Linked DNA regions of Mus musculus: all the other regions are linked to region 1. Evidence: chromatin loops called from intact Hi-C (ENCODE). Cell type or tissue: left cerebral cortex. All regions are shown on one strand. Each heading gives the region's core, and the rest is flanking DNA. Links, peaks and the distances in the headings are about the cores only. Region 1 has its middle 42 kb from the start of Gm32462. Region 2 overlaps Sdhd (succinate dehydrogenase complex, subunit D, integral membrane protein). Region 3 overlaps Dlat (dihydrolipoamide S-acetyltransferase (E2 component of pyruvate dehydrogenase complex)). Region 4 holds the start of Pts (6-pyruvoyl-tetrahydropterin synthase). Region 5 overlaps Zw10 (zw10 kinetochore protein).

The links. Hi-C counts contacts between places; a loop is a spot of excess contacts. Peaks named below come from ENCODE experiments on the same cell type or tissue, not always from the same donor. Only the 100,000 strongest peaks of a DNase experiment are listed, where the experiment ranks them.
Region 2: a loop joins it to region 1, with 4 times the contacts of the local background. A loop is called at or near these places in 10 of 42 quality-filtered maps.
Region 3: it touches region 1 in a loop (3-fold over the local background); 2 of 42 quality-filtered maps call a loop at or near these places.
Region 4: a loop joins it to region 1, with 10 times the contacts of the local background. A loop is called at or near these places in 28 of 42 quality-filtered maps.
Region 5: a loop joins it to region 1, with 4 times the contacts of the local background. A loop is called at or near these places in 6 of 42 quality-filtered maps.

What each region holds. Positions count from the first base shown.
Region 1 is chr9:50,441,409-50,447,697 of GRCm38, forward strand. No RefSeq gene overlaps it. Among named protein-coding and RNA genes, the nearest start is that of Gm32462, 42 kb to the right of the region's middle. In left cerebral cortex, for the core only: a CTCF peak has its summit at 2,773 (motif pointing right); a DNase peak (open chromatin) is centred at 2,806; H3K27ac peaks cover 236 bases.
Region 2 is chr9:50,590,177-50,596,465 of GRCm38, forward strand. Sdhd (succinate dehydrogenase complex, subunit D, integral membrane protein) reads right to left here. Exons shown (of 4, transcript NM_025848.3): 4 at 6,164-6,289. Among named protein-coding and RNA genes, the nearest start is that of Sdhd, 11 kb to the right of the region's middle. In left cerebral cortex, for the core only: a CTCF peak has its summit at 3,572 (motif pointing left); DNase peaks (open chromatin) are centred at 772 and 3,571.
Region 3 is chr9:50,647,148-50,653,436 of GRCm38, forward strand. It overlaps Dlat (dihydrolipoamide S-acetyltransferase (E2 component of pyruvate dehydrogenase complex)), which reads right to left. Exons shown (of 14, transcript NM_145614.4): 6 at 3,604-3,791; 7 at 2,485-2,626. Among named protein-coding and RNA genes, the nearest start is that of Dlat, 9.5 kb to the right of the region's middle. In left cerebral cortex, for the core only: a CTCF peak has its summit at 3,941 (motif pointing right); no DNase peak of the experiment used is centred there.
Region 4 is chr9:50,525,490-50,531,778 of GRCm38, forward strand. It overlaps Pts (6-pyruvoyl-tetrahydropterin synthase), which reads right to left and starts at 3,167. Exons shown (of 6, transcript NM_011220.3): 1 at 3,068-3,167; 2 at 1,381-1,460. The coding sequence starts at 3,147. In left cerebral cortex, for the core only: CTCF peaks have their summits at 2,918 (motif pointing left), 3,309 (motif pointing left) and 5,638 (motif pointing left); DNase peaks (open chromatin) are centred at 2,958, 3,234 and 5,629; H3K4me3 peaks cover 821 bases; H3K27ac peaks cover 775 bases.
Region 5 is chr9:49,078,502-49,084,790 of GRCm38, forward strand. It overlaps Zw10 (zw10 kinetochore protein), which reads left to right. Exons shown (of 16, transcript NM_012039.2): 16 at 1-272. It also overlaps a transcript of Tmprss5 not described here. Among named protein-coding and RNA genes, the nearest start is that of Tmprss5, 21 kb to the right of the region's middle. In left cerebral cortex, for the core only: CTCF peaks have their summits at 1,874 (motif pointing right), 3,251 (motif pointing right) and 4,792 (motif pointing left); DNase peaks (open chromatin) are centred at 2,714, 3,252 and 4,784.

The DNA.
Region 1 (6,289 bases), core at 665-5,664:
GCTGCAGTATAATGACCAGTGTAGAGGTCTGTCTCTCTGGTGAGGCTGTGAGCTGCTCACATGACCTAACAGGTGGTCGGCAGACATGATCAGCTGGGTTTTGGCCTCTGTGTGGAAGACATTTTCATAAAACCCCAGACCTTAGAGGTCATCTCATACAACACACAGGGAACCTGCATCCAGAGATCACTACTGTGAGGAAAGGTAGCCCAGGAGAACACAAAGACTAAAGCCACAAAGACCTAGGAAAAGCCAGCCCCCTGCCTGCAGGCCTCCATCACTCTGAGGCTCTTAGCCTGTGTCACCAACCACTTGGAACAAACTGTTCATAACTCAGCTTCCTCATTCTTTACCCCAGGTCGGAGGACAAGCCTCACCTCGGCTCTGCATCAGGTCATGGTGACCACCTCCTCCACACACTGCCACAAACCCAGCCTTTTGTATGGCACAAAGAGCTTGCTGGGGAGCTCTTAATATGGGGCTGAGGAGCAAGCGAAAGGAAGCGCTTGGAAACAGAGGAGATGGCCCTTGTTTTGCCTGCTGCAGAGACCTGGCACTAGGAAGCCTTAGTAGCAGGCCTTAATCACCAGCCTCTGCCGCGGTCCCTTGTTTCTTCAGAAGCAGGAAACACGTAGGGCCTTATGAGGCTACCTGAGCCAGGCATGAGAGAGCAAGGCTATGTAGCTCAGGGGAGTGGCAGACCGACTCCACCACTGCCTGCGGAGGACTGGCTGCTTCCTTACAGGTGAACTCAGAGTGGGAGAAAATGTTTCAGGAATTCAGGATGAGCAAATGTCTGCATGCACAGAGACCATGGAAAGAAAAGAAAGAGATTTGGCAGAGGAAGATAGAGCCAAGCGCTTTATCTTGAAAGAGATAGAAGACAGCGAGAGATGGAAGTTAAGAACTTAATGAACTTGGGCGAAGGGAATAGATAGGTTTCTATAATCAATTAGAGTTGCCAAGGCATGTGAGGCCATGAGGATTTTGAAAGGTTACTAGAATGCCCTAGACTTCATCACTAACAACTGCAAACCCTTTGCTTTCATCCCCCAAACTTTGGTCACCTGAGACCTAAATCCACAACCCCCAACCACTCAGTTGTCAGCAGTCCGAGATTTTGTAATCTTATCTAAATAAAAGTTAAAATGAAGGCCCAAACCCTCTGAGGTTCCTCTTCCCATGTAGACGCCAGTGAAATCTCTCCACAAAACCACCAACCCTCTGCTCCATCATCCACACTTCACCATCTGCCTCTGCCTCTCAGCTCACCAGCAGCTACTTTGCCACAGTGAGGCTATCTTTCCATAGCCCACCCTTGCACAAGCTGGCCCTTCTCTCCCGACTCTAGACTCGCCTTTCTCTTAAAGCCTGCCCAACCCACCTCCCACAGCTCCCCGGAGACATTGTTGTTTCTGGAGAGTGAACTTCCTTTGAGTCATCTGGTCGACACCTCTGCTTCATACACAGGGGCTACTCAGTATGCTTTCCGCAGGAAGGGTGGGGTGGCTTGGTGGGTATTAGGTCAATTGGTGGGGAGATCTGACGCTAACATGTCCTGAAGTGTAAGGAGTGGGAAAGGTGGAGAGACCAGTCTTCTGGGGACATCCGGAGCTCAGAAGCAGCCGACGCTACCAGAAGCACTGGCAAGGGCAGGAGACAGGGCAAGAAGAAACTCAAAGGGACCTGCAGAGATCACTTGCCTGGGTCAGGATCAGTGCAAAGACTTGGGACTCCTGCTTCTGGATCTCAGGTCTGAGGCACAGGCTCTATGAGCATCTCTGTTCCTTTACCCTTTCCAGTCCCTTCCTCACTTCCCAAGCTGCTGTGAAAGGGGACTGTGGCAAAGAATTTGCCTTTGTTCTAAAAAGTCTACCCACAGCTAAACTGAAGGCTTTTGGACTAATAACGTTGGTGGAAATTTCAAGACAGCCTAGTATTAATTAGGTCACGTGGTTATTAGTAAACAGCCTTATATCTTAGAAAGCCTTATCTATAAGAAAGGGAGTAAGCTGGACAAAGAGAAATACACAATGTGCAATCTGAGGAGAAAGGTGGGCATCGGGGAATGTAATGGATCTAACCCAGTGCTCCGAGAAATGGAAGGTTTAAAAAGAAGCCAGAGGCTGTTTGCAGAAAGCAATGGGAATGCAACTGGTGCCAAGGAGAGACAAGCAGGAAGCGCTAGAAATGGAAGCCTCCCGAAGGGAAAACCTTGCTGGAGTTTATGGGGAATGCGCTAATTGACACATATGTAACAGTGTTCAAATTCTGGCTTAGGAGAACTATGGGGGGGGGGGGCGCATGAGCGCGCTCACGCTCTCACCGGGCACCACGCAGAATCACTCATCAAAAAGTGATTGTCAAGAAGCTGGATGGTGGGCTCTGCATCCGTAGTTCTCCAGGCCACAGCTCAGCACATGCCTGGAGCTGTAAAGAAAGCTTACAGTTGCACAAGAATGGGCCGTGGGTGGAGAACGTACCCATGAGGATGTGCCGGTGACGACCATCAGTTTCCGCTAAGCCAATGACTGTCAACTGTTGCTGGGGTAAGAGCATATCAGCTTCTCTAATGGCCACGGAGGGATGACTCGGTGGGAAGGAGTTAAGAGGGAAAGGAAGGGGTTCCCAGGGCATAATGAGGGTGAATATACTCACAATGCATTGTATATGTGTATGAAACTATCAAGAAAGAGAAAAGGGAAGGCCTGGTGGAGTTAGGAGAGAGGAAGAAAGAGTCTTGTTATACACCCAGTCAGCCACTAGAGGGCGATGCTTCCTCGTGAAACATTTCACCAGCTCAAGGGCATACAAGGATAAGAAAAACCACATTCCATGCACGCAAAATATGCTTTCTTGGGCGTGGATGGATTCCACAGCATATTACCTATAAAATTTTCTCCTTATCTTGTACTTCTGTAATGGTAATGTGATACCTCAGCGAGACGGCATCTTAGAACCAGTTTTACTGCCATCCTAATCTCAGGCATCAGATAAACACTTCGGAGGCCATGGGCTGTGATGAAACGTAGCACAAAGTAAAGAAACGGAAAAGCAAATTCTGCCTACATTAGGCTCCACCAAATCTGGAATCTTAGAACACTGAGGCATAATCTCAAAAAGTGTTAAGGTTTCATTATGTGTGTGTGTGTGTGTGTGTGTGTGTGTGTGTGTGTGTAGGTATGCACATGCCATAGCACGAATGTGGAGATCAGAAGACAACCTTGGGGAGTCACTGCTTTCCACCCTGTGACAGCAGGGTCTCTCTCATTTCTGCTGCTGTGCAGACCACTGGCTTCCGGCTGGTTCTCTTGTCTCTGCTTCCATCTCAAAGGAGTCCTAGCTCCACGCCACCACATCGGGCTCTTTATGTGGATTCCTAGGGTCAGACTCAGGTTGTCAGGCGTTGGGGCCAGCACTTTTACCCTCTGAGCCACCTCCTAGGCCCACTGAGCCACCTCCCAGGCACCATTAAGAATCTTATTCTGTGTTTTCATTTCAGTGACAATCTAAGACCTTTTATTTTTAACACTCAGGGTCAAGCAGATATCTACCTTCAAATGCAATCTAGTTCCTGAGTCTGAGACAATCCTGCTGTGCACCCCAGTGAGCAATGACAGTCACCTCCTGAGCCTTGAGAACAATGGTTCACGTAGAGGAGGCCCCCAAGCCAGCATGACTGTCTAGACGCCAGCATGGCAAACTATAAAGGGGTACCAATCCCATAAAGTGAATATCTCTGCCTGAGGCTTATTGGGTTTAGTTTTGTTTTTGCCTTTAGATTAATGAGGCTTATTTTAAAGCTATATTCATGTCTTTTGGAGTAGATGTGGCCTTGTTAGAGAAAGTGTGTCATAGGGCTGGGCTTTGGGGTTTTAAAAGCTAAAGCCAGGCCCAGTGTCTCTCTCTCTTCCTGCTGCCTTTGGATCCAATGTAGAACTCTCAGCCACCATGGTTTCTGCCATGAGGAAAAGGACTGAGCCTCAGAAACTGTAAGCCAGCCCCAGTGAAATGGTTTCCTTTGTAAGAGTTGCTGTGTGCCTGGTGTCTCTTCACAGCAACAGAACACTGACTAAGACAAAGAGTAAAATATAAGCAAAAAAAAAACAAAACAAAACAAAACCACGTTTAAAGAGTAATGGAGAATGGGGGTGACAAGGTCTTGGAGCTGAAGAACAACAAAAGACTAAAGAGATGCAAACCTAGCCACAGTGGCAGCTGTGTGAAAGAGCAGGTGTGATGTCTATTATTTAGAAAACAAGAGACAGGAAGACAAGGAGGAGGAGAACAAAGGCCAGGCCATAATTTTGTTGGGTAATGTAGGTATTAAGGAAAATTAGACCCCACCTGCATTCAAAAGTTGTTATAATTAATGAAGACCATAGAACAAGATTAGAATCAAATAAAGTCAAATTTTGATTCTTTCAGTTTCTCCTCACCACATAGATTGATTTCTAAACTAATTCTAAATTCATCCTAATCTTGCCACCACAAATTATATTCTAATGTAGTGGCGTTTGTTTGTTTGTTTGTTTGTTTGTTTGTTTGTTTGTTTGTTTATTGTGTGCATACACATAATGTGTATGTGGGCACGAATGTCATTGTGTGCGTGTGTGTCTGTATGTGTGTGTGTCTGTGCATCTGTGTGTGTATGTGTGTGTCTTTGTATGTGTCTCTGTGTGTGTGTGTCTCTGTGTGTGTGTGTCTCTGTGTGTGTGTGTGTCTCTGTGTGTGTCTCTGTGTGTGTGTGTGTGTGTGTGTGTGTGTGTGTGTGTGTGTGTAGTTGGCTCTGTTTTGCCCTCTTCCTATGAGTTCAGGGGATGTAACTCTTGTTGCCAGGCTTACCCAGCATACACCTTCACCCACTGAGCTGTCACCTCATCCCCAACACAGTAGTTTTCTGGAGCTAAAATATAAGTACATTAATGTAGTGATTTTAAATAAGATTAAGAATTTTTGGTGAAAAATGGACTTCACTGGTTTTTTTTCCCTACTTAAATGGCTTAAGATATTGACTTTCCAATTTTTGAAAGAAACAGACTTTTTTTTCTGTCTTTAAGTTCTCTGCTGATTTTTGCAGGCTCCTCTGGGTTCTATAATTATTATGAAACAATGTGATATTATGAAACAATGCGATGCAAATAACACAGATATTTCACCAGACCGCTCAACTTGAATGTGAATCAATTGTTAGCTACTGACTCAGTACAATTCATGGGGAAAGAACAGAAAGCCCTACTGCGTGAGCCTAGTTGACCCCAAAGAGACCCTATGAGTAACTTATGTTTCTCATGATCACAAAATTTCATTGCAGGAGGTTGAGAGAGTGGGCCTAGGGATCCCGGGGTGGACCAGGCAGGGCGCCCCACACAAGTGCTGAACCTGAGTGTGAACACACAGAGTGTGAACACACACACAGACACACAGCAGCGATGGTTCTGCTGCCCGTGCAGGAAACAGCTCAGCGCACACAGCCATGAATGTGCTCAGGAGCATGAAGGTCTCCAAGTACAAGTTCATGTAAGGAGCCGAAGAGGGGAAATGTAGCTTAGAGTCACGGTCTGCCAACAATTTTGCTCATTAATTTCCTCAAAGATTTTTAAGGAGGAAGGGCATGTTCTTACATTTTAAGTCACTATCTGAAATCTTTCCAAATTTGATTACTTACAAGAATTTATATGCCATTAGGAGTCCCATTTTGTATACCACCCCCTCCAAAAACAATGTAAAAGTGAATGTAATTTCTGTAGAATTCATGTTTTGAAATAAACTGTTCTGTTCTAAGTGCCCAGTGAATTCTAAACACCAAAGGCCCTGACATCCACAAAATAAAGTCTGAAGAAATTCCTCCTAAACAGAGAACTTATTTTCCTTCCCCCCTCCCCCATTAACCCTCACTTCCACTTCCTGGAACCCCTCCTCCCATAGATTTGTATCTTGGGTTTTTTTAATACTTATTTTCCTTTTAAGTATGTGTACGTGTCTGTGTCTGTGTCAGTGTCTGTGTGGGGACAGTGCACATGAGTACAGGTTCCCTAGGAGACCAGAAGCACTGGGTCCTCTGGAGCTAAAGTTACTGGGGATTGCAGCTACCCAGCATGGTTGCCGAGAGCCAAACTCAGGACCTCTGGAAGAATAGTACATATTCTTAACCATTGAGCCATTTCTCTAGCCCCCATATCTTGGGTTTTAAGCACATTATAAGTATGAATTTCTACAACAAAAAGCTATCAGTCTTACCTTTAATTTCCTGTGTCCCTGGGCTGTATTAACTTTCTTCTCAGACTGA
Region 2 (6,289 bases), core at 772-5,771, 150 kb after region 1:
TTGTTGTCAACTTAGCTACATCTGGAAATGAACTACAATTCAGAAATGGAGGGTACACCTGTGAGAGATTTATTGCTTGATTTGAGTGGGTGAACACCCACTTCTAGTCCAGACCTTTGAGGTAGGAAAACACAATTTTGATCCAGATCTTGGGGCAGGAAGATAGGTGTCTTTAAATCAGATCTTGCAGTGGGAAGATCCACCTTTAATCTGGGCCATACCTTCTGCTGGAAGCCAATAGAAGGGTATGGAAAGACACTTTCGCTCTTTGCCTGTTCGTCCTTGCCTTACTAGCAAATCCATTCCTTCACTGGCATTAGAGCCTACTTCTAAGGGATTCCAGAGTGCTGAAGACCAGCAGAGACATCCAGCCTTGTGGACTAAGAAACTTCTGAATTCTTGGACTTCCTGTTCATAGTTTGATTAATTAGACCACAGCCTGTAATTCATTCAATAAATCCCATACATATATAGAGGGGAGGATTCATTTGTAAGTTCTGCTACTATAGAGAACGCTGTCACAACTCTCTGTCCCTTTGTTTAAGAGCACAGAACTAATTCATTCCAAGTCTCCTCCAAATTAGAATTAAATTCACCCCCCCATCCCCCGCAATTTTTCCGTGTTTCTGGGTCCTTTTATAATTTTTCCCTTATAGTAGCCATTACAACACTCCCGGTAATTCATATTGGTTTTCAGCACAAAGAGGAAAGTTCCCAGCAGAACGGTGCAGCTCCTGGCCCCTACAATTGCTGAGTCCTCTGCTCATTGCCTGCAGCTGCCAAATTAAGCAACAGGCGTGGGGATCCCCAATGTCAGCAGAAATGGCCTGAAAAGAAAGCTGTGTTCACATTAGGTAGCTCTGCTCTCCCTGTGACTAACATTTTTTCATAAGCTTCTCGGGCTCTGACTCACTTCTCTATTTGAGATGTTTATTTCCTGGAACACAGTATAACACTTAATGCCATGAGAACCCATTTTCACTTTGAATGATGCTAAAATTCTGTGACAGCCAGAGAAAAGCTTCCTCCTCCTCTGCTTCATGTTTTTGTTTTGGTTTTGTTGACACAGGGTCTCACTATGTAGTTCAGGCTGGTCTCAAACTCACTCTTCTTGTGTCTGTCTCCCAACTGCTAGGATTGAGGCATGTGTCGCCACATCCTGCTGAGGCTCCCAAGTGTGGTGCAAGCATGCGTGTATGTGCATTCGTGGTGTGTGTATGTGGGGGGGAGGGGAGCTTGGGTGTTCAAGTGAGTGTTTGTGCACGTTGTGTGCATGCATGTGTGTGTTCATGGTGTGTGTGTGTGCGCGCACATGCGTGTGTGTGTCTGTGTGTGTGCATGTGTGCACAGCACAGTGAAGAAAGCACATTCCCACCTCACTTTTGTGTCTCCTCCCTTTTGTTTTTGCTCTGTGATACACTGGTTTTACCTGGGGCTCCTCCAATGGGCTTAGAACAGGGCTATCCACGGGTGCATTGCTATCCACCAATGGCAATGCCACAAGAGTTTTATTGAATAAATTTATTAGATGAAACAAAAGGACCTAAACACAGACCTATTGAATTCTTTGAGCTCCTAAGTGACTGGGGAAAAACAAAGTTTAAGTGAATCGCACAAAACTCTACAGTAAGAGCCCGGAGGGCAAAGAGCAGCGCAGACTCTATGTGGGAGTGACAGTCAGTCTGAGGGAGAGGGACTCGGCACCAAGGGCTACCAACAGAGGTGAGTCGAAGCTCAAGTAGCAAACCATCAGTCACACCCATCTCTCCCTCTCTTCTGTTTGTTTGGTTTTTGCAAGACAGGGTTTTTCTGTGTAGTCCTGGCAGTCCTGGAACTCACTCTGTAGACAAGGTTGGCAATGAACTCAGAGATCCGCCAGCCTCTGCTTCCTGAATGCTGGGACTAAAGATGTGTGCCAACACTGCCCAGCTCACACCCATCTCTTTAGAAGAACAGTCAAACCAGAAAAGGAGCTGGAAATGTTTTTTAACATGTTATACGTATGGATGTTTTGTCAGCAAGTATGTCTGTGTACCATGTGTGTGTAGCACCCCAAAAAGACCAAAAGAGTGTCTGGTTTCCCCCTGGAACTGGAGATATAGAGGGTTATAAGCTGTCATGTGTGTGCTTGGGATTGAATCCAGAGTGTCCACAAGAGCAGCAAGTGCGCTTAACCACTGAGCCATCCCTCCAATCTATCCTGTCCCTTATTCACAACATCTGAAGACATGAACTCTAACAAACAGAAAAAAAACATAAAATAAAGGGTGGAGTTGCATGCAAGAGACTGAGGTGAGTGGGCCGAAGGGAGTCTGATGTCACGCTGGGCCACACAGCTGAGCTCAGAGCCAGCCTGGACTGTGTAGCAAGACCAGTTTCAAAACAGAAATTTCAAAAAGCAAAATTAGGGGCTAAAAATGTGACTCAGTGGATAAGACCACTCACTGGTACAGTAAGAGGACCCAAGTTCAAATCCCCAGCCTCCATATAACTGCTAGAGAGGGCAGTGCATACCAGTAGCCACTGCACTGACAGGAGCGATCCTATGAGCTCACTGGGCAGCTAGCCTAGCCAAAATGCTAAGTCAAATTCAGTGAGAAACCCTGCCTCAAAAAATAAGGTGGAGAGCAGCCAAGAAAAAGACCCAGCATCCTCCTCTGGTCTCTACATGGGCACAAACATATTCCTCCTAACCCCTAAACACAGATACACAGCAACAAGATAAATCTGAATGAGTTCCACAAATACAGAGGTTGAACACAAAGAAGAAAAACCATGTTCACCACTAGACAAAGACACAGATCCAAGGCCATTGATCACACTATTACTTATGACAGAAAATAGATTCAAGCTAGAGGTGTAAACAAAAGGACCAGGTCCACGGATGGTGAGACCCACTGGGGAACCTCCTACAATCACCTACTCTGGAAGAGCAGCTCTATTACACAAGACTGCACGGAAGCGGAAGCGCTGACTGGCATCCGCAGATGCAGATAGGTGTGGCAATGGCGTGGCAGTGCAGTGACGTCATCCAAGACTCAGGCTCCTCTGTGCATGTCCTCTTTAGCATCCTGACTGGTGCTCACAGTGATACCTCTCTCAAGTTCCTTCTCTCATAGATAAAACTATTTTAAAGCAGAACGGAGCTCGAGGACATGAGAGTGAGAGAGAGAAAGGGAGAGAGAAAGAGACAGAGAGAGAGAGAGGGAGAGAGAGAGAGAGAGAGAGGTCCGAGGAAATAGAAGCGGAGGTAGAAAAGCCACACTTAGTAGAGTAAAAGTACAAGCTATACTTAGACTGTATCTACTCTGAAGAACACACCAAAAAGAGAATTGGTGCCCTCGGCCTTTATTCCTTGTAATTATTACCTTCTCCGCAGCCCAGAGTGACAATGTGCCTCTGGCATGAAAGCAATATCCCATCCTTTCAGGCCAACCAAGGAGAAAATCCATCCTAATACTACTTGGGAGGCTGGATGGCCCAGTGGTTAAGAGCACTTGCTCCTGTACCAGAGGACCCAGGTTGGTTCCAGACTCAACCTTCTGCAGCCCCAGTTCCAGAGATAATCTGGTGCCCTCTTCTGGTCTCCATGGGCACTGCATTTAGTGTGTGTGTGTGTGTGTGTGTGTGTGTGTGTGTGTGTGTGTGTGTGTGTGTGTGTGTGTGTGTGTACACTTCTGCACGCACACACGTGCATGCATACACACATAGAAGAAATAACTGCATCAGATCCTCTGTGTACACATTATGGCTATTAGGTTGGTGTTTTTGTGAGCCTCTTAACAGTAGGAACGGGTGTATCTCTGACACTTTTGCCTGTTCTTGAGACTCTTTTCCTTCTATTGGAATGCCTTGTCCCAGCCTCCACTAGGATTTTTGCTTTGTCTTATTGTAGCGTGTTTTGTCCGTCTGGCTAGCCTCCCTTGGAGGGAGAAAATGGAGGGGGACTGGATCTAGAGGAGAGCTAGGAGAAGGGGAGGGAGGGGAAACTGCGGTTAGGATGTAGTCTATGAGAGAAGAATCTATTTTCAATTTTAAAAGCTTAAAGAAAAAAAAAAAAGATCTGGCTTCGGGACAGGGAGATGGCTCAGCGGGTGAGGTGCTTGATTCTGAGCCTGTTGACCTGAGTTGGGTCCCCAAAACTCACACGGTGAAAAGAGCTGACTCCTGCAGGGTGCCTTCCGACCTTCACAGGAGTGTGTTCCTCCCTGCATCTGAGCACATACAAGATAAGTGGCGCACGCCTTTAATCCCAGCACTCAGGAGGCAGAGGCAGGTGGATTTCTGAGTTCGAGGCCAGCCTGGTCTACAGAGTGAGTTCCAGGACAGCCAGGGCTACACAGAGAAACCCTGTCTCAAACAAACAAACAAACAAAAAGTAAGTGCTTAAGAATTCTTTTTTTGGCTCACTGTGTAGTCAGTTGAGGGCCAGTCACTCTGTGGCTGGAACTCTGGAGTGCCTATGGCACTGTCACCATTTAATCCATCTCACGCTTTAGCTCTGTGGTGGGGAAGGAGTCTCTAAAGCACTGCAGCCCGCACTTCTTGGAGCTCTGCACTTTACACTCGCTGTCGCCAGTTTGCTGTTAGCCCTGTGGTCACTTTGAAGCTCCTGCCTTTGGGTCATGTTTAACCTTCCAATTGGTTACCAACTGTGTAGCCTATACACTGACTCTTAAGGCCAACGCTGGCTCACTTTGAATCTGGCCACAGAAAGCCAGCACTTAAAAAAACAACAACACAAAACCCATACAGGGAGCTGGCAGGCTTTCACCACAGCACCTGAACTCTGCCTTGGTAGTCTGTAATTAGTTACTTATTATGTATTGTTTGCATTGCATGTGCTTATGCAGTTTGTAGGGTAAACAGTGGGTCATTTCACCTCCACCCTGTGGGTCCCGAGGCTCAAATTCAGGCTGTCATGCTCAGCAGTTAAATAACCTCACCTGCCGAGCCCTCTCGTCCTCCTGTATCTTTTTTATTATATCAGCTTTTCCTTTTAGTGGCGTGTGGTTCATGTGTGTCACAGCACAGCTGTAGAGATCAGGGAACAATGGGAGTCACCTTCCCACCACGTGAATCCCTGTCAGGCTTGGCAGCAGGTGTCTTTACCCACTGAGCCATCTCTCCGGCCCCTTTTCCAAGCCCGTGAGCTCTGATCATGCCGCCTGACATACTGATACAAATGGTTGCCCTTTCATGGAAACCCTTCCCGGCCTTGCCGCCCAGGCCATCCTCCGGGAGTGAAATGTACAGTGTGGTTCATCAAGGCTCACAGTCAGCGCACCCAGAACACAGACTGAGAAAGCTTGGCACTCACCCGAATGATAGCACAGTTCTAACCCCTACCACTCCACCTTCATGCTTAAGCTGCCCGTTTCTGCCCATCATGAGCCCTTTCGTCCCGTGGCATTCTATGTGAACTACTCATTTGCTAAGTCACACAAAGCTAAACTCAGTTCTAATTCCCAATTGTGGATGTACTTACTTTTAATTATTGTTTTTTGGGTTTGTTAAGTAAGGGTCTCACTCTGTAGCTGGCTTGGAACTTACTGTGGTCTACGTTGGCCTCAAACTCCCAGCAATCATCCCCCAGACTCGCAGAGAGTGGGATCACAGGCATCTACCACCATACCTGGCATAACCCTGGTTTTTTGTTGTTGTTGGGGTTTTGTTTGTTTTTTGTTTTTTCGAGACAGTGTTTCTCTAAGTAGCCCTGGCTGTCCTGGAACTCACTCTGTAGCCCAGGATGGCCTCAAACTCAGAAATCCGCCTGCCTTTGCCTCCCAAGTGCTGGGATCACAGGCATGCGCCACCACTGCCCGGCATAACACTGTTTTAATGAATAAAACTACAGCCTGCCTGGCAGGCCACTACTCAGGCTAGTCAGATGGCTTGAGCCCAGGATTTTGATGCTAGCCTGGGCAACAAACTAAGGCACCATTTGAAACTAGAACAAAACAAGTGAGTTTTGTGGTTTCACAACTGTAACTCCAGCACTTGAGGGGCAGAAACAGAAAGATTGCAAAGTTTGAGGCCATCCTGGTCTACCTACAGAGAATTTCAGATCAGTATGAGCTTGTAAGAGTCTATTTCAAACATGTAAGCACCAACCAAAACCCAAATATTAGAGAATACTAGCACATAAAAAAAAAGTACAATGTATTTTCATTATATAATATTTTATTTAAAAATTTTGTTTTTTCAGAGTACACTTTCTTTCTCATTAACAACTCCCACGGTGGGAAGACAGTTTATCACTTAGTCTTATACTTTTGGACAGCTCACT
Region 3 (6,289 bases), core at 884-5,883, 210 kb after region 1:
TCCCATGCTCCGTATGGTCCTCAGTCAGGCTTTGTTTGACTCCAGGCCATGGGCTACGGGTGGAGCGCCCTCTGCCAAAATGCTTTTCTCTGACCTTTCACAGGGCTGGTGCACAGATGACTCCTTGTCTGGACATGAGATCATGTATCACTCCTCAGAAAGGTCCCCTCATCCATCCTAAAAGTCGCCGCATCTGTCCCTGAGTCTTTCTTAATCCATCCTTAAGTCACCCCAGCTCTTAACAGTAGAGCCAGGATAGCTAATATGCTTTCTCTGCGCAAGCACTGCTCACTCATTCATCTTCACACCGCATTAAGTATTATTTTTATATACAAGTAACAGAGCCAGAAAAGGTGACACTGTTAGCGTAAGGCAGAGCTCACATTCAAACCTGAGCCTTCTAGCTCTGGGTCCCATCCTTACCACTCGCTAGACTTTTGTTACTTCATCCGCTCCTGCCGGCCAGTGAGGTCGGAACGTTCCCCACCTTACAAACAAGGACCTGATGCACAGGTGCTTCTCAGAACCATGTGCTTAGCTGCTCATAAAGGAATCCTTAACCCAACCTGCAGGAAAACAATACCAAGGTCCTTCAACTCACCCCTCTACCAAAATCCAGCACCACTACCTCTCGAACAAAAGACCCTACTAGTCCAGGTTCTGCAGGCACAATTACTAACTCAGCCCCTCTGCTCTATGTAATACCTTAAACTCGTCTGATATAAGCACAGATGTATAAAGAATGCACCAACAAACTGCAGCTTGGTGCTGAGTGAGAACCAGACTGAGGGCAACAATTGCAGATCTGAGGACAGCACGGGGTAATGGGGAAAATACAGAAATTAAAATAGGACCTGATGTTCAGGCCTCTAATCCTAGCTACTCAGGAGGCTGAAGAAAGAACATTGCAAGTTCAGGGCCAGCTTGGGCAATTTTTTTTAATTTTGAGATGCTATAACAGTACAAAGTAAAGAGAGGGGTAGGAATACATATGAGTGTTACAGTGCCTGCCTACTATGATACTAGGTTCCTGTTTAAAAAACAAAAAACAAACAAACAAACAAACAAACAAAAAACCCTGGGCTGTTGAGAAAGCTCAATGTGTAAGGATGTTACTGCTAAGCCTAATGACCTGAGTTCAACCCTTATGCATTAGGTGTCACACTGTACACAGAGGTCAGAAGACAAATGACAGGAGTCGGTTCTCTGTTTCTACTCTGTGGGTCCCAGGGACAGTACTCAGGTCAGCAGCAGCCAGCACTTTTACCTGATGAGCCAGTTTTGCTTACTGCTACACTCAGTTAACCTAACACTGGGATTTATTACACAGACACGTCTTATAACTCAACACTGCTCAACAAACACATTTGCTTTTGCCAACACTTAAGTAAGACAGGATAGAGACAAGGAAATTGTGGGGCTATGAGAAGGGAAAGGAACTCCTCCTCATCCTGAAGTAGACGGAGCCTCTCAGCACCTGAGAAGCAAGAATTCCAACATCCACATCTGTTAAAGGTGTTTCTCCTCCCAGTGATAAAACAACAATTTCCTAGGAAGCTCATCAAAAGCCCCATTTATAATAGAAGACTTGTATTATATGTAGCCCTTATGGCTCCTGGTGTTATCTATAGATTATAATTCCATCCACAACACCTCCAGTGCCACCCCAACAAGCCCACTCACCAAGAGGAAGAAGGAACAAGAAGAGAGCCACCACAGTGGTATATGGCTAAAATGGAGCATCTAATTGCAACTCTCCCCGCGGACTCACTATTACACTTGGGTTATGTCTGACCTTCTCTGACTGCCTCTTAAAAAGCTCATATCCAAACTTGGGTATAAATTATTTCCCAGAGGATATTTCTCTTAATGTCCATCCTTAAAATCTTCATCAAAAGTATCTTTTAATAAACAACACTGTCCTTTGATGTGCTTTTGATGTTTTTGTGAGCATGTTTCTTCTTTTCATTTTTTGTTTTGTTTTTAAAGAACAGGGTTTCTTTGTGTAGCTCTGGCTATCCTGGAACTCACTCTGTAGACCAGGCTAGCCTTGTACTCAAAGATAGGAGTGGGCCACCATGCCTGGCTCAGAAACACCTTTTTATTTTTAATAAAACCCCAACTCAGCTTCATTCTAACAAGTCCTGAAATTCTTGTCTGCACCAAAGGTACAAAACCTGGGTTTGCCTGAGTCCAGGTTCCTAAGATTACAGGAGCTCCTCAGAGCTCTCAGGGGAAATGTGAGGGACGCTTCCTTCCCTTATCACTGCTGTTGAAGATTTCCTATGAATAGAGGAGAGTTTGAAAAGGCACACAGCTTACATAGGCAATCCTAGGCAGATCGAATAGAACACGGTGATGCTTGCCTTCCGTGAAGGCAGCAAGGATGTCTGTCTCCTTCCACACAGGTATAGGTGCTGGCCTTACACACAGCATTTAACTACACTGTACCTGGATAACCCCTTTCTTCAGAAAGACACTTACCTTTAACTTGGGTGAGGTCAATCCCTTTCTCTGCTGCCAACTTCTTCGCAAGAGGACTAACGAACACCCTTCCCTTTGGTCCAGCAGGAGCAGCTGAGGGGGTAGGTGCTACAGGCTGGGGAGTGGGAGGAACAGCTGCCACCTTTGGGAAAAAAGTTACAGAGCATCTATCCATTCATCACTGCAAAGATAATCTGACAGAACACAGGTTCATATTTTATAATGGAAAACTCTTTATAATTAAATGATGTTATGCACTTTCCTGGCTTGACTAACATAAAAGACGAATGGCAAGAATATTTTCTGACAGAGTCAAAAACAGTTCATGCTAACTAGAGAGGTGTGGAACTAAAACTGACCTATGTATAACATACTGGCTGCCTGTCATTTCTTGTCATTTTTCCCTTTGAGACTATGCAAGCCACAGTGATCATCCTGCCACAGCCTCCCAAGTACCCAAACCACAAATACCTTGCTTCCTGTCCATTCTTTATTTCCTTATATTAACCTGAGCTCTGCTTTATTTAATCTCACTTCAGGATGGAAAATGATAGCATCAGCTCCCACGTTTCAAGTATCTTAAGGAATGGACCACCCCGTTCCCTGACAGCATCCGAATCAATGCGAGACTGTGAATGCAAGCTTCCTCTGAGGAAGTGTGCAGCTCTTCTAAACCCATGGAGGAGTACACTGGAGAGTGCAAGTGCATGATGCTACAACGAGTCATGCCACTTCAGGGCCCAAGGTCCAAAACACACTTCTTCAGCTACAACCACAAGTACCAGAACTGAGAGTGGAAACAGGTCGTTAGTTGAGCAACAGAAAATGTGGGGTGAAACCATCACCTCCCATGGACATGATAACACACCACTAGCAGGTCATGTAATTTACCTTTGTTCTCAGCAAGGCTTAAGATGTCGGCAGAGTAAACTACTGACCATCAGGTGGACAGCACGTGACACACGAGCACGCACGCGCATGCAAGCTCACTCGCACACATACACACCACAGATTAACAGGTACCGCCAGTCACTTTCCTTCGTGTAGGATCTGGACACCCAGGAACCTGAGCTATTATCTGCCTGAACAGACAACTCCCCAGTTCAGAACCACACCTACCGGGGGTGGGGCAGGTGGTGCTGCCTGTGGCTTTAAGCTGGTCACTTCTGTTGGCCTGTAGTCTGCAAATGCTGCTATATCTTCCTGTTTTTCTACTATGATACATAGTGGAGCTCCCAGAGGAACATCCCTTGTGCCTTCAGGGACCAGGATTTTTGCCAGATAACCTTCTTCTTGTACTTCAAAGCCTTAAGTAGAAGGAAAATCATTATGGGACTCAAGCCTCCACCATTCCTACACCCTCACTAGTGTTTCAGGTAAAACATTTTCTTTTCTTTTCTTTTTTTTTTTTTTTTTTTAAAGATTCGTTTACTTATTATATGTAAGTACACTGTAGCTGTCTTCAGACACTCCAGAAGAGGGAGCCAGATCTCGTTACGGATGGTTGTGAGCCACCATGTGGTTGCTGGGATTTGAACTTCGAACCTTCGGAAGAGCAGTCAGGTGCTCTTACCCACTGAGCCATCTCACCAGCCCAAACATTTTCATATTCAAACTACTAGCACTGTTTTTTGGCTTTGTTTTGTTTTTGACAAACTACTTAACTTTTCTGTGCCTCTATTTCTGTCTTTAACATGGGAACAAGAATAGCACAGTGAACCCTCTGACCACAGGTCCTGCATCCCTAAAATCCATTCGGCTGAAGGTGAATGTTACATTGTTGCTGGCATGTACTATGTAGTTAGGCTTCGGAGGTCTGAACTTAGCGCACACTTTTATTCTTGCAACTATTTCCTAAGTAGTCCAGTGTAACAGCTACTCACACAGCTCTGTTGTACTGGGCATTACAAGTAGCTGGAAATGATGATTAAAGTGTACAGGGCTAGAGGCATAGCTCAGTAATACAGGGCTTACTAATATACTCAAGGCCTGAGACCCACCCTCCAAATACTATGTCCACTTATTTAGGGAACTTGAATCTATAGACTTAAATCAGAGTGCCAACACATATACCAAGGAATGGCTGACCATATAATCCTTACATAAATGTTAATGGATTTAAGTCAATTAATGTTTTTAAGTACTTACCCTGCACAAAGTATAAATGAAAAATGCAGTTGGCCCTCCAAATCTATAAGATCAAAACAATTTGGGAAAAAAAGAAAAAAAACAAAACAAAACAAAACCCTGCACTCGTGCTGAGCTCGCACGAATGCCCTTCTGGAGCCAATCCCTTGTGGACACTGACTATGTCTGTTCTACCAAGACTGCAGACAGTGGCACATTCTAAGAGTTACTGAGAACGCCTCAAGGGTGGCTTTATGTGGCACTTACAGGACACTAAGATGGTATCAGCTAGACTGCTAGAAGTCAGAGTTACATGGAAGTCAAATTACAAGAACTAGCAGCAGGACGGTAACATGGGATCTCAGCAGTAAAAGTGTTCTCAGAGCTCCTCAAAGGCTATGCCTGGCATTACGCTACATTTTCCAGTGTTATGAAATACAGTATCACTGGGGGTCTCTGCATCAGCAGGCAAGAAGTTACTCCGCTACTGTTTCTCTCAACACTGAAGACTTACAAAGTAAAGGCCAAAGCTGAGTGTTTTCTTGTAACCACACCCTCAGGAGCCTGAAGCAGGAGGATGGTAGCTCAAAGTTAGCCTGGGCAACATGAGTTCAAGAGCAAACGAGATTATATAGCAAGGAGTTCTCTGTAAGGAAATAGCAGCGTGGCATGATGATGCATGACTTTAATCTTAGCATTCAGATCTCTTGTGACTTCCAGACCATCTAGGGTGAGTGAAACCCTGTCTCAGAAACTTACTGATTGATTTAATTTAATTAAAAACAGCAAAACCAAGCTACTGATAAGGGCAAGTTCTGCCTTTCAGAACTTGCTCTCTGCAGTTATGCTTCTTGATGGACAGACACATCTCTAATGAATTCTTCCATTTTCCCAACCGGGAATACTCAATAGAAGCTGTGCTGAAGATGGACAGAGGTAGGGCACATCTAAGGTTTGGCAGCAAGCACCCTTTACCCCACACCAAACCACCCTGCTGGCCCTTGCTTTTTCCTTAAGGAAGAATCATTTCTTCTAATAATAGCTATGAAAGAACCAGGCACGGTGGTACAAGCCTGCAATCCTAGCACAGTCTCATCTCAAAGAAGAAAAAAGAGGAAAGGGGAAGAGGAGAAAGAGCAGGAAGAGGAGGAGAAAGAGGAAGAGGAAGAAGAGGGAGAAGAAAAGAAGGAGGAAGAAAAACACTATAAAAAAGGTATAGTATGTTAAGGGGGGGTCCTTACTCTTTGATATCACTTGCCCAGGCTACCAAGAGAATGGTGACGAGCACTGTCTGTGCCCACTACTGCCTGATGCCTATGTCCTGCTCTGCCACTATGGCGTGGATGGGCCTTCTGCTCCTGGAAACCACGGAAGAGTGGAAACAGGTTCAGAACACCTGGGATTATCAATAGACACAAGCACAGTACATGACTGCATGGTGAATAAGTCAATAAAGGGGCACATGGAAATGAGAAAAAGACTGACATCCATGGCACTTTCAGATTATGAGACTAATCTACACCCTGGGTACTGTTTTCCCTCAGAGGCACCTGAAAGGCTTTGGTATTCTCCTGCCCTAGAGGGCATGACTATCTTCCTCCTCCCTCCTTCTTTTCCCATGTTTAGACAATGGCAGTGCTGGTACAACTTCTGAGTACCATAAAAATAAAGCCAAGAG
Region 4 (6,289 bases), core at 862-5,861, 84 kb after region 1:
GAAAATTAGCAAATCCAAAAAGGAGTGAAGCTTTCCTGCTTATAAGGCTGCCATCACTGGGAGGAGGGAGATGCCGCTCAGTCTCTGCCTGTAAAGTGGGAAATGCGCATGCGCATCCAGCTATGTAGCAAACTGACCCACCTCCTCTGCAGGCAAAACCAGTCGTCGTTCACTGTCAGCTCATAAAACAGCGGGTAGTCACCTGATGTGCTTGAAAACTGGTCAGCACCTTTATAAGTTTGGACTTTTTCCCTTCCACACACACACCACTGGGTATTTCATTGTGAGTAAGCACACTGAGGCTAAGAGGTAACAGGAAATGAGAGTCAGGAGCTAAACCACAAACTCTGATCTCTCCAAGCCTTCTGTAACCCTGTCTCACCATACACCACTCCACTCCAGGGCTTAGGAGGCCTGTTCTGAGAATCATGTCCCTTCTCCTCCCACAAATCACTTTCTTAGGATACTACCAGAAAAGTTTTATATACAAACTCCTGGGGGCCGATGAGATGGCTCAGCGGGTAAGAGCACTGACTGCTCTCCCAAAGGTCCTGAGTTCAAATCCCAGCAACCACATGGTGGCTCATAACCACTTGTAAGGAGATCTGACCCCCTCTTCTGGTGCATCTGAAGTCAGCTACAGTGTACTTATGTATAATAATAAATAAATCTTTGGACCAGAGTATGCAGGGACTGAGCGAGCAGGGCTGACCAGAGCGAGCAGGGTTGACCTGAATGAGCAGAGGGTCCTAAAAGTTCAATTCCCAACAACCACATGAAGGCTCACAACCATCTGTACAGCTACAATGTACTCACATACATAAAATAAATCAATAAATCATTTTTAGAAAGCCCCCTTTTCTGCAATAGAATGCACCCTAAGTAATTTACGTTTCATTAGCCAGTATTTACTCAAAATAATTGCTTTTTATTTTACTATGAAGTTTTACATTTTAGCTAATACATAAAATATAAAAAGTCTACATATAAAGGGGCACTATTTGATGTTTCAATTCATATATACATGGTATCATGTTTAAATCAGGTTAAACATACCTGTGTCCTCAAACATTCACTATAATCAAATTTTAACATTAGTTTTAGCCCAACATAATTAAAAGGAAACAGCGAATGGCAGTTTTATTATGCATTTGAATGTCAAAGAAAATGCTTTAACTCATTTTGTTGTTGTTTTCTACTGTCTTTAACATGGTAGACAATTGTGAGGTAAACCAGAACACCCATCCAACCAAGACAATGACTCTGTCTTGAATTTCCACTGAAGGGCTCAGAGCCCTGACCCTGTCCCGGAAGCGTCTGGCTCCCAGCCCCCTCGTCCTTCTTCCCAACAGGCTAGGAGGGAATGTGCCCCTCCCTCACCTTTATAGTTGTGCCCGTGGCCATTCGGATTGTTGCATTTCCCAAACACTCTTAAGTTCTCTTCATCGCTCAGAGATGGGCTGACAGGAGAAAGATAGAGGTCAGCCCGAAGTTCAGACGTCCAGAAAACTCTACAATTTCATGTCACTGTAGATGATCAACTGGTTAGATCGCTTGCATATCATGATCCCCGTTTCTATCAAGAACCAACACTCCACTCTCTAATTAAACTAGATTACCACATAAATCATCCAAGACCTTCATCTCAACCCACTTAGTCCACAGTAAGATGTCAACAACTCTGCCCATAGTCAGCACTGTCTCTCCTGCCCTCTCTCTGTCGAGGTCTCCTCTATCCCTGGCTGGCCTCAAACTCACTAGGTAACTTAGCACGACTTCCAACTTCTGACCCTCTTGCCTCCACCTCCCAAGTCCTGAGATCTATGTAAGCAGGCACTGTGTAGTCAAGCACTCTACCTACTGTGCTACATCCCGGCTCCACCTTCCAATTCAACAAGCCCTGAGTATTAGCTATGGGATAAGAGATGAAGCAAGGAGCAGTGATAAGCACGAAGACATACATATCCTCCAGCGGCTTAAAAACGTCATTCCTCCTGACAAATAATGACCTCAGGCTCTTCTTTTCACAATCTTGCCCTCCTCTGCCTCAGCAGTTGCCTAGTGGAAACCTTACCAATGTGTTCCAGGACACTCAAGTCAGGTGAAACTTTAAACTTACTACACATGGCTGTCATTCCAGACAGAAAACAATTAGCTTAATGAATCTGTATCAGTCAACTTATCTGTGCATCCTTACTAACCTTGTGTGTAAGCTTCCTATTATAAAAATCCCTTTTGAGAGGCCGGAAGGATGGCTTAGCAGTTAAGAGTGCTTACTGCTACTGCAGAAGACCAGGGTTCAGGTCCCAGCCCACCCACGTGACAGCTCAGAAGCCTGTAACTCCAGTTTCAAGGAATCCTCTTTTGGCTTCCACAGACTCTTTCGTGCAAGCTGTGCACACAGCACACAAGCACACACAAACACAACTTTTTATTTAAATTCTTTAAACTCTTTCTTATCCCCTTCACTCTCTCCTACTGCGCACTTAGAGCAGTACAGCTCACAAGACTTTTGAAGAAAATTCTCACTGTACCCAACTTGACCACACGGAGGGGTGGGGGTAGAGGGATGACAAGTGTCAGCTGTTCCCTATGACAACCCTGTTGTTAGAAAAGGCCGTTCTCTGATGATGACATGCAGATCCAAAGAGCAAACCTTCAAGTGAGTAACGAAGCTCCCTTTGAAACCAACTCTCAGGTGCGGTCTTGTTTCTCTGGGATTCAATTCCCGACTGTGTTGCTCCTTTGGAAAGTATCAAGGCTGGTTTTACTTTTTTGGTAAAAGGGGGATGAAAACTACCTTGGGTTGCACCCGGTAGCCCATGCTCCTGTCATTGTACCTCTGGATGTGGGCAACCTCTGGAGGGAAACTCTCCAGAGTGGATCCTCCGGGATCGGAGCTATACCGCCCTCTCCCGGGTGAGTGCCGGTAGTGCAGCTCCGCACCTTCACCATTTCCTCTTCGGCCCGCCCCAGCTCGGCTCTAACCCACGCGCGTGGCCACGCCCCCCAGGGACATAGCGGGACAAGACCCGCGCGTGCGGTGACACACGTGGGCACACCCCACCTGTGCAGCCGGTGGCTCGCGCTGAAGGACACGAGGCGCGACAGTCGCGCGCGGCGACGAAGGTCACCCGCCGCGCTCATGGTCTTCGGACCGAAGACTCACAAGCTAGCGGTTCCGGCTTCCGGGACCGAGGCCAGTCCCGCCCCCGCGGCTGCGCAGTGCAAACTCGGCCCTCCCTGCCGAAAGCACTCCTGGGAGTGGTTTCGACTCGCGGCACCCTTCGGCCGACTTGGAGGCAAACACTAGCGCCCCCTGCTGTTCAGTCTTCGCTAGGCAGTCAGAAATACCTGGGGCCAGTGGGTGGGTGAGAAGCCAGAGGCCTGGATTTTTAAATTGCCAGGTTAGTTTGTGTCTTCTTCTTTCGCTTCATTTTTGACAGTCCTGGGTTTGACAAATCCAATGTCTGGGTGCCCTTATCAGATGTTCTCCAGCCCGGTACCACATTGAAAGTGTCCTTAACCAAAAAGAAACCCCAGCTAAGGATGGCAATGCACTGTCATTAGAGTTACCCTGCAGGCTGAAGCTGGGGCATTGATTTTAGGAGTCCCGATCTGTTCTAGGCAACATAGTAAAACACTAGCTTAAGTGGAAAATAAAGGAAAATTTTGACATCTCAATATCCAAGTGAGAGAATGTCATACAAAGAGACTTCCTCAAACCAGAGACAGCCAGAAAACAGATTCACCGTTCAGAGCCCTCAGAAGGAATACGCTGTTCCTGGTTTTAGATTCCTGGCTTTCAGAGTTTTTGAAATGGAAAGGTATTCCAGTGTAATCCCAACCGCTCTTGTGCAACATTTGCTGGTTCTGTGTTTAGATATTTGTCTCAGAAGGTTAGCTTCTATTAAATGTTGTCAGTCAGAGATGGCATATATCAGTGATCCCAGCACTGAGGCTGAAGCAGGAGGGTGACAAGCTCAAGGTCCGTCTCAAAAGGATAAAATCCTATACATAATTCAAATGGACACCTTTGGCAAGGCAGCCCCCACATCACCCATCCATTAATTAAATTTTAAAAACTAAATTAAAAAAAATGTTTACCCAAGTATCTTTGGCTGTCCTGGAACTTGGTCTGTAGACCAGACTGGCTTGGAACTCACCTGCCTCTGCCCCTCTGCCTCACAAATGCTCGGATTAAGGGCCTGCATTACCACCACAGTTAAGACCTTAATCCCAGATGCTTTAAGTATTAGACACATGTACTTCAGAACAACAAAATGGTCCCTGTTATCTGAAAATTCAGTTTAATGGGGGCAGTCCAACAAATAATATGTCAAGTGAAAAATTACCATTTCTGTGTCAGAGAGTAAAAGAAAGCTTCCAAGAGCAAATTAGTCTGAGATGGGTTTTAAGGAGTCCAACAGATGGGTAAATAGAAAATCCCAAGAGGAAAGAGTTTAAGCAAAGGAAATGTGGAAACGTAGCTTGCTTAATGCACAGTGACAAATTCTTGGCTACCTTGGGGTGCATGCAAAACGGAGGAGAGTGTATTGGAAATATTGACTGAAGACCAAGTAGTGGAAGAATTGTAAATGTCTTTCTACATATAACGGAAAAGAGACCCTGCCTTTCCCCTCCCATCTAGTTTTTCTCCAAGAGAAAGGAATTCCCAACTGTTAAAATAACATTTTCAGGCATAATGGAGTCTTGCTTGCCCAGATAAGTGTGGCCTACTCTCTGGTGCTATGCACACAGGAAGGAAAGGAGGAGAAGGAAGAAGAAGAGGAGGAAGAGGAGGAGGAAGAAGAAGAGGAGGAGGAGGAAGAGGAGGAGGAGGAAGCCAATCCTGGCCATCTTACATTCCGTTCTGCATCTTGCTTTCTTGTTGTAGGCTGAGCCAGGAGCAGGCCCTCTCATTCTCCTTTTCCTCTCACTTATGCACTGAGTACCACTGCTGTGTTGAGATAAAGTGAAGGTTCATGTGCAGGAAAGAGATGCATTCAGGTATGCGTGCTTCTCAGAAGTTAGAACCCATCGGGCCTGCATGTCTAGACAAGCTATGTTAAACCTCCATGTTTGATCTGAGGAAATACATGGGGTGCTTTTTCCCCATAGACATCTGCGAACATCCAGAGACTTATCCTCTCAAGGTGACTGGCTTCCGTGCTCCCACATCTGTAATCTTAGCTCTGTCTATGCATCACACTCTGCCTCTCACAAAACCACACACAGGACTTAGCCCTATAAGTTACTGTCACCGTGCAAACCTCTACACAAGACATTTATGTGTAAGGTACACTTCCCTGAAGAGGAAAGGGTTAATGGGATTTAGAATAATCCCTTCAGACATCTGTAGAAGAAACTGACATTCCAGGACAGCATGATCCAGGACTGTGTGGCAAATTAGCCCATGTCCCAAATCACATCTTGGAAGACTTCCAGAAACATGAGCAGACAGAAGGACCCTGGGCAGTTTGGCTGGTCCGAGATTAAATCTCAGCCAAGGGGTAACAGAAAGGAAAAGGAAAAAGGCCTTTGGGGGGTAGGGGAGGCTGCAGTTTACCTGAATGCTGTTAGTAAAATGTGAGACTTAGAAATGTGAAGATTGTGTGGTCTCTTCTGCCACCTGCTGCACAAGTAAAGAAAGAACCTCTTGCTTTCCAGCGGTCTTCTGGAAAATTATCTACCTGGAGATTTGAAATAAATGCCTGCTTTTAGCAATGTCTCTCAAAACAGCCACTTGTGAAGACTGAGCTGAGGGAGAGATGGGGTTGGTATTGGGTAGTCTGTAAGAGGAACACTGAAGTGAACTGGCATAACATCTGCCACAGACAGCAGGGGAACACCCAACTCAGAGGCCACCAAACACGATAGCACTGGCTTCTTGTCCCAAACTCCTTAGGGCCAATGGTAACAGATGGACTGTGTGTGGCCTGTTACAGACTTGGAGAGAGCAAGGTGCTGGTCTAGATTCTAAGATAGTAGTTCTCAACATATAGACCAAGACCTCTTTGGGGGGTCAAACAACCCTTTTACAAGAGTCACCTAAGACCATCAGAAAACAGGTTTACATTACAATTCGGAACAGTAGCAAAACAGCAGTTATGAAGTACAGCAAACATGATTGTGTGGTTGGGGTCACCCCAACATGAGGAACTGTGTTAAAGTGTCACAGCAACAGGAAGGCTGAGAACACTGCTCTAAGTCTACAACTGTCCTTGACCATTTGTATTTCTCTTCCCAGAGCCTCCGGTCACCTATGTAATAGAGGTAATGGCCTAAT
Region 5 (6,289 bases), core at 727-5,726, 1.4 Mb before region 1:
TTACGCAAAGCACTGGTGGGTTCATTGACTGTCGCTGCTGTCCCTTGTCAAGTATGAGTCTGCTCCGCAGTGTGATTTGTTCCCAGGCCCTCTTGAGAGTTGTATACATTATAATTTTAGACCCTGGCTTTGGACATTCCAAAGTTAGGGTTCAGAATTTGTAAAATACGTTTTTTGAGGGGGGTGGGCATTAAGGGCACATTACTTGTTCTTACAAGAATTACAGAAACCTCTTAAAATATTTCTTTCCAGTAAATGCCTTTCAGAGTTGAGAGTGAGTGTCTTTAATAACATGTGCTAAGGCAAAAGAGATCAAAACCCAGTTTTCTTCTCTTTTCTTTTTTTCTTTTTCTTTTTTTCTTTTTTTATAGTTTACACAAAACAATTTATTAACAGAAAATAATTTGAGAAGTCCTGTTCACAGACGGCGACCTTTGCGTGCTGTCAGGGGGATGGGGTGGCATGCTCAATCTGCCTAGTCTTCATCCCAGAGCGAGCGAGATCTCTGAGGGCGGGCTGCGCTCCAGGTCCTGGGGTCTTGGTCCTGTTTCCTCCTGTGGCCCGGAGTTTGATGTGCAGGGCGGTGATGCCCAGCTCCTTGCACCTCTGGGCCACATCCTGGGCAGCCAACATGGCTGCATACGGAGAGGACTCATCTCGGTCAGCCTTCATCTACGTCCCGCCAGTCACTCGGCAGATGGTTTCCTTGACAGATCGGTGACCTGGGCAAAGGTGTCATTGAAGGATGCAAAGATGTGGCAGACACGGAACACATTCTCTCCTTCACCACCTGAGGTCCCAGGCTGGTGACCTGCTTTTCCTTCCCCTTGCGAGGTGTCATTTCTGATCGTCGTCTCCAGACTCCTCCTTCTCTTTGCTTTTTAAAGAAAGTTAGTTTATTTCATGTATGTGCTGTCTTCAGATACCCCAGAAGAGGGCATTGGATCCCATTACCGATGGTTGTGAGCCACCATGTGGGTGCTGGGAATTGAACTCAGGACCTCTGGAAGGACAGCCAGTGCCCTTAACCACTGAGCCATCTCTCCAGTCCCCAGACCAAGTTTTCTTCCATGCTTTTTTCTCTTACTGACATCTGTGTCCCTTACTGAGGTCTCACGGATGTGCCCTTCCTTTGAGCTAGACTCTGGCTCTGTAGTCCAGGCTGACTTTGTGCTCTCCGTCTGCCCTTGGCTTCCCAAGGACAACCATGTCCCACCATGACTGCACATGGCCTCTACTTATGAGATTGCCTCATACTGCTGAGAAATTTTGGGCATGTTTTGCTATTGTGACTAAATTCTATTCTCTTGGAAGGATCCCTCTCTCCCTGCCCCCTCTTCTGAAGTACCATTCTTTCCTTCAAATGTCAAAGGGTCTGTATTGCCAGAATGCCTTTGGCATGCTATATGGGTGAAATCTAGCACCAGGCTGTGTTGTCTAGTCCTTCAGTTGGTACACATAGGTGATTTTTATTTGCCTGTATATGTGTGTGGCTTGTGTGTGTTCACACTTGTGTGTGGAGGTCAGAGGCTGCAGTTGGGCTTCTTCCTCCATTGCTCTCTGCCCTGTGTTTTGAGGCAGAGCTTGCTGGTTTGGCTAGTCTAGCTAGTCGTCTCATTCTGAAGATCCTGACTTGTCTTCTGAGTGCTGGGATTACAGGTGGGTCACCTCAGTGGCTTGGCATGGCATTTATGTGGGTGGTGCGCATCCAACCTCCTTTCCCCACACTTGCACACAAGTGCTTTACCCGTGGAGCTATCTCCCCAGCCCCAACACAGGTTTTCAGCTTAGCTTTGTGTTGAGTTTTTAAAAAAATATTTATTATGTATTCTTTTTAAAATATAGGAGTGCTCTGTCTGTGTAAACACCTACATGCCAGAAGAGGGCATCAGATTTCTCTCTAGATGGTCATGAGCCACCGTGTGGTTTATGGGAATCGAACTCAGGACCTCTGGAAGAGCAGCCAGTCTTCTTAACCGCTGAGCTATCTCTCCAGCCCCAGCCCAGCTTTGTGTGTTGAGATCTTGGTGACCATTGGCACTGCATCCGATGACACATTATCCCAGCGAGTGCTCTGGTTTGTGTCCTGTCCCCTTCAAAATGGAGGCCAGGCAGGATTTAGCTTCATGTGCTTCCAGGCAGGGACTCTCTGAGGGGTTGCGGTCTGCCAGCCTGCAGCTTCGGTCTGCCAGCCATGTCCCGAACCCTGGCCTACAGGAAACCTGGTTTTCCTCCTGTCTTGTGTTCTCTGTCTTTACCCTTTCCTTCTTAGTTCTGATTCATTCCTTTTAATCAAATCATTCTGTTTGCTTAGTCTTTCTGATCATAGAGCTAAAATTAAAAAAAAAAAAGTATTTTCTTCAGTATTCACTTGAGCTAATCTGTACTCTGCATAGTCTTCTATGAGAGGAGAGAGAAAATGGTCTGAGCCAGCTATGGTGGTTTGTTGTTAGTTGTGTTTGAGAACAAAGAAGTGGGTTTATTAAAGAGAAAAGAAGGAAGGGGCTGTTTGCACAGGGGGGAAAGTACTGTTGCTGAGAATTCACAATTTGAGGTGGCATTCTTTTCTCAGTAATTGAAAGAATGAGCTAAGGGAGGGAGCTGAAATCGATACATTGCAGGACCATTCCGGAACAGATTTCTTTTGTTCATAGAGGCTGTTCCTGTTGTCTGACAGAGACAGCAGTTTGGAGGTGGGAGGCACCGAGTCTCCTCATTCCTTTCACAGTTAAATAGAAAACCTCATCTGTAGTTTCTCAGTTGCGTAAGCTGAGCCTTGGGGGACAAGTTCCCCTGAAGTGAGCAGTCTGTAAGCCAGGACAGTGCAGGCACTTAGCCTCACCAGCCAGTGTCACTGGTAAGTGTTTTTAGTTTGCTTAGAGATGAATCATCTGATTGGACACATGGGAACTGTGGTCTAGGGGCTCATACTCAGTCTTGGAAGATCCGTGTTGGGATTGGGAGTATTGTTTGGCCTGGGTGGAGAAACTAAGAGTGTCCATTGAGGCAGTAAGGGGGCTGAGAAGGATTCATTGAGAGGATCTGTGTCCAACCAAGTGGGAAGACCCTGTTTCTTAACCAGGAGTACACAGAAGACCTTGAGAAATGAAATCCTTGAAAGATTTCCCCAAATCATCACAAACAGGAAGTTGTTCAAAAGGTAAATGCAAATAGCCTAAATCAGTGAGCCGCTTCATTGGAGCCTGGATTCCTAGCTGAACCGGCAGTCTCTGAAATGGAGACCCTCCAGATGGCGCTGTTTCCTCAGGCCTGAGCACCACAAGGCTCCCAGCTGGTGAAAGGGACGCCAAAGAACCTGTCTGCTTTCTCCTGAATTAACATTTTGGCCTTGGACAGCTCTAGAAAGGTCATCTAGACTCTGAACAGCACTTGCACTCTAAACTATTAGCTCATTTGTGAGTAAGTCAAACAATTTGATTACTGATATTATTGAAGATGAGATCTATAATTCCCTTCCCATGCTTGCAAATACTTATTAATTGAGGGTTTTTTTTTTTTGTTTTTTTTTTTTTGAGGATGGATAAGTTCCCAAGTTTTTCCCCTGCCTTTGGAAGTACACACACAAATACAAAATACTTAGGTGATCTAAATATATAGTTTGTTTAAGCTGTATGGTTGATTTTGTGCCATGGATAAATGAAAGTCTGCATAGGGGTGACAGGAGGTAGCTGGAAACCTGGGGTGGAAGTCTGCTGTACATTGGTGCAAAGTTATGTGGTTTCTGCCTTGGCTTTTCCCAATCACCAATCTGTTGTGAATATTTGTTGCCATTTTCTCCAAAAAATCAAAAAAAAAAAAAAAAAAAAAAGATAAAGCCCTAGTTTTGAGGAAATTTAGAATTATTATGATTTGGATCAGTTCTTTCACTGGGAGAAGTTTGGTTATGAATTTTGTGAAATCACAAGTTATGATAATCAGAAATAACACTGGCTATCTATCTGTAATCGCGTTCTGAAGTCTACCTAGCATAGGGAGAGAGCGGTAACTGGTGAGCTGTCTGAGCATTTCTCTCCTTCAGAAATCAGGCATCCTAGTTTGTTTAGGGCAAGAGTGGGTAGTAAGGTCTTTGCTACACCCACTGTTGAAGAAGAGATTGGCACCAGCGCTAGTGGCATGTACTCTTGCATGCTATGGACCTGCCTTTTTGTGTTTACTAGGTAGCAGATACTGTAAGTGCTGTACAAAACTCCAGAACAAAACTGTCCTGCCCTCTGGTGATTCAATTTCTCCTGGAAAAGAAAGAAGTAAATCAGGATGCTTAAAGATGGTGCTGCAGGAGCTGCCGATGCCCATGCCAATGCATGCAGGACCGTGAGGGTCAGGCTCAGTTCTACACTGCATGGAGATTCTGCCCTGCCTTGGAGCTAACTGAGCCCAGTGCATATTTAGGTGCTGCTACTGAGAGAGGAAGAACTCAGGACGGCAGAGAGGGAACAGTAGGGACAGAGGTAGCAGAAGATGGACAAGATTGGCCCTTGTAGGCATTTGAATGGTTTTCTTTTGCAGTCAGTCTCATGTCTAATGGCTTCCAAGAAACTTGAAGAAATACACTAAAAATAGCATGATGAACCTCTGTTTGTCAGTCACCTAACTTCAACAGTTACCTCATGCCCAGCCCTCTGCCATCCGTAGTGTTCCTTTCTTCTTCTACCCTTGCAAACACTGGAACACGGAAGTGAGCTTATTCCATCTGCAAGTTTTGTTTTCTGTGAGGCTTTCTCATTGTGCTCACCACAGTCCCTGTGAACTGCCTGTACCCTCTTTCTTCAAGTTTTCCTGGCTCGCCCTCTACTGGAGCACTGGCTGTTAAACCTGAAAGCAATTAACATCTGGCTCACACCCTGGCTTCCTTAGCTGTTTACTTCAGCTAAACTAATCCCATTGTTTCATAAAAGAAGAAAAGAGGGACTGGCAAAATGGCTCAGTGGGTAAGAGCACTGACTGCTCTTCCTAAGATCCTGAGTTCAAGTCCCACCAACCACATGGTGGCTCACAAACACCCGTAATGAGATCTGATGACCTCTTCTCATGCGTCTGAAGTCAGCTACAGTGTACTTATGTATAATAATAAAATCTTTGGGCCTGAGCGAGTGGAGTTGACCAGAGCAAGCAGGGCTGACTGGAGTGAGCAGAGGTCCAAAAAATTCACTTCCCAACAACTACATGAAGGCTCACAACCATCTGTACAGCTACTGTACTAGCGTACATAAAGTAAATAAATCTTTAAAAAAAAAAAAAAGAAAAGAAAAAAAGACGTACTGAGTTACAAGAGAGAACTTTGAAACACAGACTTCACTGGGATACCCAGAAAACATGGCTGCCCAGTCAGGACAGTGCTTCTGGAATCTGGTATTTGATTTAAGACAAAGCAATGGCTTTCCAAAAGTGGGTCTGGGTGGCACATTGGCAAAAGGAGTGCCCCTACTTAGTTCCAGTTTCCCCTTCCGTCCTCTGCTTTATGAAAGTTGCTTTGAATGCTTACTGGCATTTTTCACTGGCAGGGAAGCCTGCATTCATACTTGATTACAATGCTGTATGTTAACAATATGGATAACATCAAATATGTCACTGACATTGTTACAAATTACATTTCACTACCATTCTATTGCTAAGTATAGTCTCTTTCTTTAGACTACTATATCTGTATATTGTTTAAAAGATGAGAGCTGGGTGGTGGTGGTGCACGCCTTTAATCCCAGCACCCCAGAAGCAGAGGCAGGCAGAAATCTGAGTTCGAGGCCAGCCCGGTCTACAGAGTGAGTTCCAGGACAGCAAGGGCTATACAGAGGGACCCTGTTTCCAAAAAAAACCAAAAACAAATAGTCAAACAAAAAGTTTAGGACCTGTGCTTACCAGTGTTTTGAGACTGGGTCTCATTGTCTAAGCCTAGCTGGCCTGGAACTCACAGATGCCCTGGCTCTGCCTTCATATGCCACCATACCTGGCACCAACTACTTTGTAATCAGCTCTTTTGTAAAATTGACTGCAATTGCCTTGGACTGAAGTCACAGTACATCTTTTATCAAACTCTGAAAATTAGGGCACTCACTCATCTCAAGGACTATGTAATGGTTTTTGGATTACATCTGCAGCTTCTGTTATTTTTAAGTCCCAGGAGATAAAATTCATTTGGGTCTAGAATCATGAACTCATTTAAAACTCAAGTTTTCTTTTCCTATCTTTTCAACGATCTTAGACTTTGTATTCCTTTTTACCGCGTTTGTTCTGTCATTTCCAGGTTGAAGATAATTCTCTTTGATAGGGAATG